3 separate regions of the Homo sapiens genome follow, and all the other regions are linked to region 1. A link is an interaction called in ENCODE POLR2A ChIA-PET data of the cell type or tissue named here. Cell type or tissue: OCI-LY7. All regions are shown on one strand.

The links. ChIA-PET counts read pairs that join two places held together with the same protein. Peaks named below come from ENCODE experiments on the same cell type or tissue, not always from the same donor. Only the 100,000 strongest peaks of a DNase experiment are listed, where the experiment ranks them.
Region 2: POLR2A ChIA-PET joins it to region 1 with 6 read pairs; 2 of 35 experiments call an interaction of 5 or more read pairs at or near these places.
Region 3: POLR2A ChIA-PET joins it to region 1 with 7 read pairs; 7 of 35 experiments call an interaction of 5 or more read pairs at or near these places.

Annotation. Positions count from the first base shown.
Region 1 is chr1:220,085,243-220,087,742 of GRCh38, forward strand. The region is part of intron 1 of BPNT1 (3'(2'), 5'-bisphosphate nucleotidase 1); the gene reads right to left. Among named protein-coding and RNA genes, the nearest start is that of BPNT1, 3.3 kb to the right of the region's middle. RefSeq lists an enhancer at 1,195-1,314. In OCI-LY7, CTCF peaks have their summits at 1,108 (motif pointing left) and 1,314; DNase peaks (open chromatin) are centred at 1,119 and 1,599; H3K4me3 peaks cover 2,500 bases; H3K27ac peaks cover 2,500 bases.
Region 2 is chr1:218,301,709-218,304,208 of GRCh38, forward strand. RRP15 (ribosomal RNA processing 15 homolog) reads left to right here. Exons shown (of 5, transcript NM_016052.4): 2 at 586-851. Among named protein-coding and RNA genes, the nearest start is that of RRP15, 18 kb to the left of the region's middle. In OCI-LY7, no CTCF peak of the experiment used is centred here; no DNase peak of the experiment used is centred here.
Region 3 is chr1:220,011,205-220,013,704 of GRCh38, forward strand. The region is part of intron 12 of EPRS1 (glutamyl-prolyl-tRNA synthetase 1); the gene reads right to left. Among named protein-coding and RNA genes, the nearest start is that of EPRS1, 34 kb to the right of the region's middle. In OCI-LY7, a CTCF peak has its summit at 1,285; a DNase peak (open chromatin) is centred at 1,247.

The sequences.
Region 1 (2,500 bases):
ACTTTCTTAAAGCAGTTCAAATAACACCATTGTACTTCTTTCTCTACCAGTTTTACATCTTCTGGGCCTTAAAACACTCTTGTGAAGGTGTCTTTCTGAAAGCCTAATCTAAAACAGCACAGTGCTTAAGGGCACAGGCTCTGCAGCCCACTACCTGTGTTCAAATCCTGGCTCAGCTGTGGACCTTGAGAAAACCACTTAAATTCTCTGTGCCCCAATCTGTAAAATGGAGACAATAGTACTCATAGTATAGGGCTGCTGTAATTATTAAATGAGTAACACGTGTAAAGAAAGCGCTTTACCTGGCACAAGGTAAACACCAAATAATACTGGCTAACCATTATTATGATTGTCCTTATTTCGGTTATTTTGCAGGGACATTAGGGCAGTGTTAAGGGCAAAAAGTTCCTGTAGTTTCTCCAACAGTATTCTGACCTTGAGAATACAAAATGATAATCAACATGACCCTCAATCAGAGTATAGTTCAGGCTTTTCTTCATAACATTCTGAGCTTTAGGCTTGGAGAGTAGACAAGAAAAAAAGCTGTATAACACTTAAGGCCATCAACCTAATACCTATCCTTGAGAAGTCTTTACAACTGCCAAAGGGCTAGTTCAGAAGGATGGAAAAAAACAACAGGAATCAAACATTAGTTTCTTCTCATATAACGATTGTGACCATATGAGGATTAGGATCTAAAAATGATGAGTTCCAAGTCAAAATACTAAAATTATTTATATTTTGGAACTTGGCCTGATGATAATGTTCAAGGTCATCTGAAAAAATTAAAATGTAAGCATAATGGAGCAAATTCTGGAAAAAGAACTATGAACAGAGGTACTCCCCTTATCAATTATCAAAATATGATAAAATATGATTTAATCAACATATGATATAAAAGTTTGGCTAGTGAGACAAACTAAGGAAATAAATTGCAGAAATAGAACCGAACACACTAAAGGTAGTGTTTCAAATCATGGGGGAAATTCAATTTTGCATAAATGGCAGGGCAGTCGCTAAACTTTTAAATACTTTTTCTTTTTTTTGATATGTAGTCTCGCTCTGTCGCCCAGGCTAAAGTGCGGTGGCCTGATATCGGCTCACTGCAACTTCCGCCCCCTAGAGTTCAAGCGATTCTCCTGCCTCATATGGCTGAGTAGCTGGAACTACAGGCACGCATCACCACGCCTGGCTAATTTTTTTATATTTTTAGTAGAGATGGGGTTTCACCACATTGGCCAGGCTGGTCTCGAACACCTGACCTCAAGTGATCCACCCTCCTCGGCCTCCCAAGGTGCTGGGATTACAGGCATGAGCCACCATGCCTGGTCTGAGTTGCTAAAGTTTTTCTGAGACAGAGTCTCACTCTGTTGTCCAGGCTGGAGTGCAGTGGCGAGATCACGGCTCACTGCAACCTCCGCCTCCCGGGTTCAGCCGATTCTCCTGCCTCAGCCTCTTGAGTAGCTGGGACTACAGGCACAAGCCACCATGCCAGGCTAATTTTTGTACTGTTAATAGAGATGGGGTTTCACCATGTTGGCCAGGCTAGTCTTGAACTCCTGACCTTGTGATCCGCCTGCCTCCCAAAGTGCTGAGATTACAGGTGTGAGCCACTCCGCCCGGCCTGAGTTGCTAAACTTAAAAAAAAAAAAAAATGAGCCGGGCATATTGGCGGGCGCCTGTAACCCCAACTTCTTGGGAGGCTGAGGCAGGAGAATTGCTCGAACTTGGGAGGCGGAGGTTGCAGTGAGCCGAGATGGTGCCACTGCACTCCAGCCTGGGCGACAGAGCAAGACTCCGTCTCAAAAAAAAAAAAAAAAAAAGTTGAGTCCTTTTTGCATTCTTTTGATATTTTGATATAAATACATTTTGATATAAATACATTTCAATGCATGGTTTATAAAAGTAAAAAAAGAAACCATAAAAGCATGGAAATAAAAATTATAAACTTCATAAGCTTGGTAAATGCCCTTTAAGCATAAAACCAAGAATCCATAAAATATTCTATTGATAAATTTGACTCTATAAAACTAAGAGTTGCTGGGCGCGGTGGCCTGTAATCCCAGCACTTCGGGAGGCCAAGTCGGGCGGATGACGAGGTCAGGAGTTCAAGACCAGCCTGACCAACTTGGTGAAACCCTGTCTCTACTAAAAATACAAAAATTAGCCGGGCTTGGTGGCACGCGCCTGTAATCCCAGCTACTCAGGAGGCTGAGGCAGGAGAATTGCTTGAACCTGGGAGGTAGAAGTTGCAGTGAGCTGAGATCATTTGCACCATTGCACTCCAGCCTGGGTGACAGAGCGAGATTCCGTCTCAAAATCAATCAATCAATAAATAAAAATAAAATTAAAACTTCTACATGGCCAAAATACCATAAACTAAATAAACAGGTACTTGACAAAATGAGAAAAAAATATTGTATCACATACCAGACAAATGACTTAATTTGTAAAAGATCAGTATATAAAAGCTGAATAATCCAATAGAAAAATGAGCAAA
Region 2 (2,500 bases), 1.8 Mb before region 1:
TCCAAAAATGTTAAAATGCCCAATTTTCTAATGTTATATGCAAATTCTTTTACATGAGGCTGATTTTTAGTTTTAGGCTTTTTTTCTGCATACAAATTCAGAATTTTAAATATCTGGGACAAATCCCTTAGAAGATTTATTCTGATAATACTGTACCTTTTTCTTATTAAAGTTTTCTGTTATTTGTTTTAATAACCTTCATTAGCCCCTTCCATTAGTTTAGTGACACAATTAAGGTTTGTGTACTTGAATATACCTTGCACCAACTCCATGCCAACATCTGTCACCATTTTGACAATAAGGACGTGGCAGAGGCTGTTGGATTTGTTTCTGCTGCCTGGGTCCTGGGTTTGGAAGCTGCTGTGACATCCCCTGTATATGTGGCTGGGCGAGGTCTCTGGGAGCTGATGGCAATGGGATAGATGGTCCTATTGCTCTTCATCATTACTGTAGCTGTGGGACTCAGAAAAGTACCCCCCTTGCAAAAATGGGGACAGGCAGAGCTCCAGGAAGGGTTCGGGGGGCCTTGGCAGCCTCTGCCTAGGATATTAAAGTTTAATTTGCCTTTACTCTTTGGTTCTATAGGAAGCTGTGGATCGGAAAAGGACCACTTTTATTCTGATGATGACGCAATAGAAGCTGACAGTGAGGGTGATGCTGAGCCCTGTGACAAAGAAAATGAAAATGATGGAGAATCAAGTGTTGGGACTAATATGGGCTGGGCAGATGCTATGGCTAAAGTCCTCAACAAGAAAACTCCTGAAAGTAAACCTACTATTCTGGTCAAAAATAAGAAGCTGGAAAAGGAAAAAGAAAAGTTAAAGCAAGAAAGACTAGAGAAAATAAAACAGGTATGTTCCACCAGTTCTCTTGTAGATTAGATTGTTTGTCTAGGCTAGCTCTTATCTTGACCGAACTGTTTCTTGCAGTGTTTGACCAATTAACGTTCCAGTTTTTAACTTGTTTTTTATGTGAAGGTGGATAACTAAGGTTATGTTTAGGAATTTAGTCTAAATTATTCCATTGAGCATGTTCACTTTTTAATCATCTATGCAAAGGCAAAGTAATAGAAATGTAAACGCTGAGGAAACATCTTTTTAAAATCAAGTAATTATACACATGGTAGTGATTCCTGAGCCTATTTTATTTGTTTTAGCTGTCTGTTTGCTGACTTTATTAGGTTGTGAACTAAGAAGCATGTTAGTTACTTTTTTTTTTTGCCAAAACTTATTTTACAATAGGAATCTGTGACAATGTCGTAACTCAAGGATTGGTTGTAGTTCTGAAAACGGATTATTTCAGTGTTAGATACAAATCAGTGTTGGATAAATTTGAATTCATTATGCTTTTGTTGAACTACTGATGATAGTTGTTAGACTAGGTATAATCTATTAATTAAAGGCCAAAAGTTGTACATAAATTTGTGGTTTATTATAAAAGCTAAAAATCCATGATAAGGCTTTCATATCACCTGTACTTGATGATCTCTGTCTAAAATACTTGGTTACTAAATTAAGCATGTTTTTTAATTAAAGAAAAATAACTTTCTACAAATGTACTGGCAGCATAGAAGTACTAATTCCCAAAGTCACTTCATAGGTAAAAATGAAAGAAACATAGGTTTGAACTGACATATATTTCCTTTTATGTTTACCATCTCCTTTTCTTGTTTCAAGATGAATGTTTTCTTTGTTCTTAATACTGGTTGCTCTGTGTGAAAGGTGGAAATTTTTAAGTATTGCTCTTAGAAACACAGCATACTCTATTATTAATTCAATATTCTTATTGTACTTTATTTAAGGTAAGTTTTGTCTTTAAATCTTATGGATAGCTTTTCAACTGAAAATTTGAATCTTTGTTTATTATCTGGCAAATGCTAGAAGAGGCTTCAAAAATATCAGAATCTTTGATTTCCTCTGGTCTCAGAGTTCTAGTGAGGGTAAGAACATTTTGAAGCCAAGAGGAATGAGTCTGTAACTCTGCTCTAGGCCAAAGCTTTGAGTGCTAGAGATGATACTGTCTCCATAATGCATGAAAGCACATGTATTGATACCAGAAGCAAGACATGGCAGCTACAAATGCTCTTTGTGTGTATTTCTTAGAAGAGAATATGTAAATTATTATTTCCTAATTTAACTATTATGGTTTTCCAATATATCAGCTACTTATTTCTAATCATAAATACAAAAACAAATTTCAGAGTTAAGAATGTTTCAGGATTAAGCATACATATTATCCTTTGAGTACGGAATATAATTAAGAATTGACTGTTTCAAACTTAAAAGTAAGATTTTAAAAAAAAATTCCTGTCATAATCTGACAGTGAATTTCATGACCACTAAAATGAATTGTCTGGTTAGGAGAATAATCTATTACTTTAGAAAGCTATCAGGCTAATCTTTATAGTGAGCGCAAGAATTTGGTTTTACTGTGATTAGACACTTTCATTAATACAAAATGAGAAATAGAAGAGTAAAGGCATAGATAAAAAAAGAAATTT
Region 3 (2,500 bases), 74 kb before region 1:
ACCATTAAGCAGAAAAAAGAGAACAACTGTAAACCAAGACTACATGAAGGATTTAGACTTCTTTCACAAGAATAGCTACTGGCAGGTGAAAAGAAACCAATTAAAGCATAATATTAGAGTTATTTTGAAAATAATTTTAAAATCTGGTATTAGAAGGCAAGGAAAAGTTTTCCAGTGGGGTTATATCTTAATCCTAAAGGTAAATGTGATATTCAATTTTATAGTTTGGACAAGCCCATTTTAAGAGAATATGGATATTTTTGTTTCAGTATTGTTTTCTTTAATCAGTGTTAGGGTAACACATCACCATCAAAAGCAGAATAGCATTCGGTCACTATAATAAGGCAATTCTATAGATTAAAAGTATAAATGACATTTCTACTGGTTTACATGCTATATGTAGAGGCCAGTATATATAGACCAGTATATTCTCAGTATATTCCCAGTACCTAGCTAGGGTCTGTCTCATATAGGTAATCAATAAATATTTGCAGATTGCCTCAATAAATGGTCATACACATTATGCTCTAACCTATTCTACTTCCAAATCATCAGTAGCATCCCCTTCTGGAGCTGATGTATTTTTCTCACTTCACTGTTCAGTGTAAAATTAGTCATGATGACCAATCACAAGAGCAATGTTTAGACACTATATATAAAGCACATGTGAGAAAAATGTAGATGAAAGCAGAGTCAAACAGCTAAGTAATGGAAGTTATTTTTTCTCATTAGAAGAATGCAGAAAACAGTGGTATAATTAAATTTGTTTTTATTTTTCCATTGTTGCCATTATTGGGTTGGTTTTTTTTGTCAGTGTTGAAGGTAGTTTTCAGCTTCTAAAAAGAATGATATCGTGGAAATTCTGAATGAACTCAGAGAGGAAGCCATCCTCAGAGAGGTCATTCACGCAAAGTTTGAAAAGCTATTTAACTTCTCCTCATCTGCTAATCCTCATCTGCTTATATTTCATGCTAATACTAAATCAGTACCAGCCTTTTTCAAGTTTACTGTTTCATTCCTTCCTTGAGGCTTAAAGTTCATTCTTACTAGCTAAGGATTTCTCCTTTCAGCTTCTACTGGGCTGGAATAATCAAAGATTTAATTCGTGACTGACTACTCAGTTCAGTATTTAAGTCAGTAAGACATAATTTCTTTAAAAAAACTAAAACTAGACAACCCCGCCTAAGAAACTTAGTTCATTGCAGCTGTTTCCTCCGCTGCCAAAAGGAGCAGGATGTTTCCTATACTTGACTAATTTTAATCACCACTTGGGGCAGTTGTTAGCACAGATTCTGAGACAACTTGGTCTGAAGTAAATTTCAGAAATCTAATTTTTAACAAGCATTCCATAGGATGGTTAGGATCAGGCATATTTGGGAAACTTGGATTCAAAGACTTAAAAGGTATTTTTAGCTCTAAAAATATGCAATTCTAAAAGTCTCTGGATCAGTGGTTTTCAAATTACTCCAAAGAGTCCTAAATATTTCAAAGAGGTGCCCTGGTAGCACTAAGTGGAGGTGGAAGGACCAGAGGGCCTCCAGATCCCCTTCATATACTTCAACCAGAACAGCTAAGTTTTTGTTTTATTTATTGGGGTTTAATTCTGGTAGCACTAAGTGAAGGGGGAAGGACCAGAGGGCCTCCAGATCCCCTTCACATACTTCAACCAGAACAGCTATGTTTTTGTTTTATTTATTGGGGTTTAATTTTCAAGAAAACTTTCACTGGAAGGAAGTCTCCTGATTTGTGGAGTGGGGAGAGAAGTCTCTACATACTTTATTAGCTGAGAACAGATGCAAGGGGTTGAGATGAGAGTTGGGAAAAATTATATTATACTACTGAAATACATACATTTTAAAACTAAAGCAGTCAATAAGGGTTCATAGAGATTGACAACAGCTCTAAAATGAACATCTTAAACCTGTGACTCTTCTGCCTTGACTGAAAAGTTAAAATCTTAACACTTAAATAAAAGCTAGAAGAAAACTAGTGAGGTTAATGCAAAGTAAGCTCTTGAAATGTCTCCTACCACTATCAAGGAAAAAACTATTTATAGATATATTCCATTTAACTATGATACAGAAAAATAAAGTACTAGTTTCCTATCAAGATGAAAACTCAGGCTGAGAAAACAAGGATCACGGTATTGTCGAAGGGATATTGAGATAACTAATCACCCCACATCTCTTTCCCCTTCATCCATTTCTCCCTTCTTTTCTTTACCACGTACAATTCACTCCTAAAATAAGGCTCTTTCTCCAAAGAATCATGCAAATAAATCTAGCTTATTTTTTTTAAAACAGAACCTGCTTTGAAAAAAAAAATGCTAAGTTAGTGAAGAGTAGGAGAATGTCCAAAGAATGATGATTCAGCTCTGCCAGTAACACTTACTTCACAACTCCACGGCGCTAAATTTAGTTCACTGATGCTTCACTTAAATCTTACCTGCAGAGCTTGAGAAGAAAGACAGAGCAAGCTAGAAAACAACAAAGCAGTAATT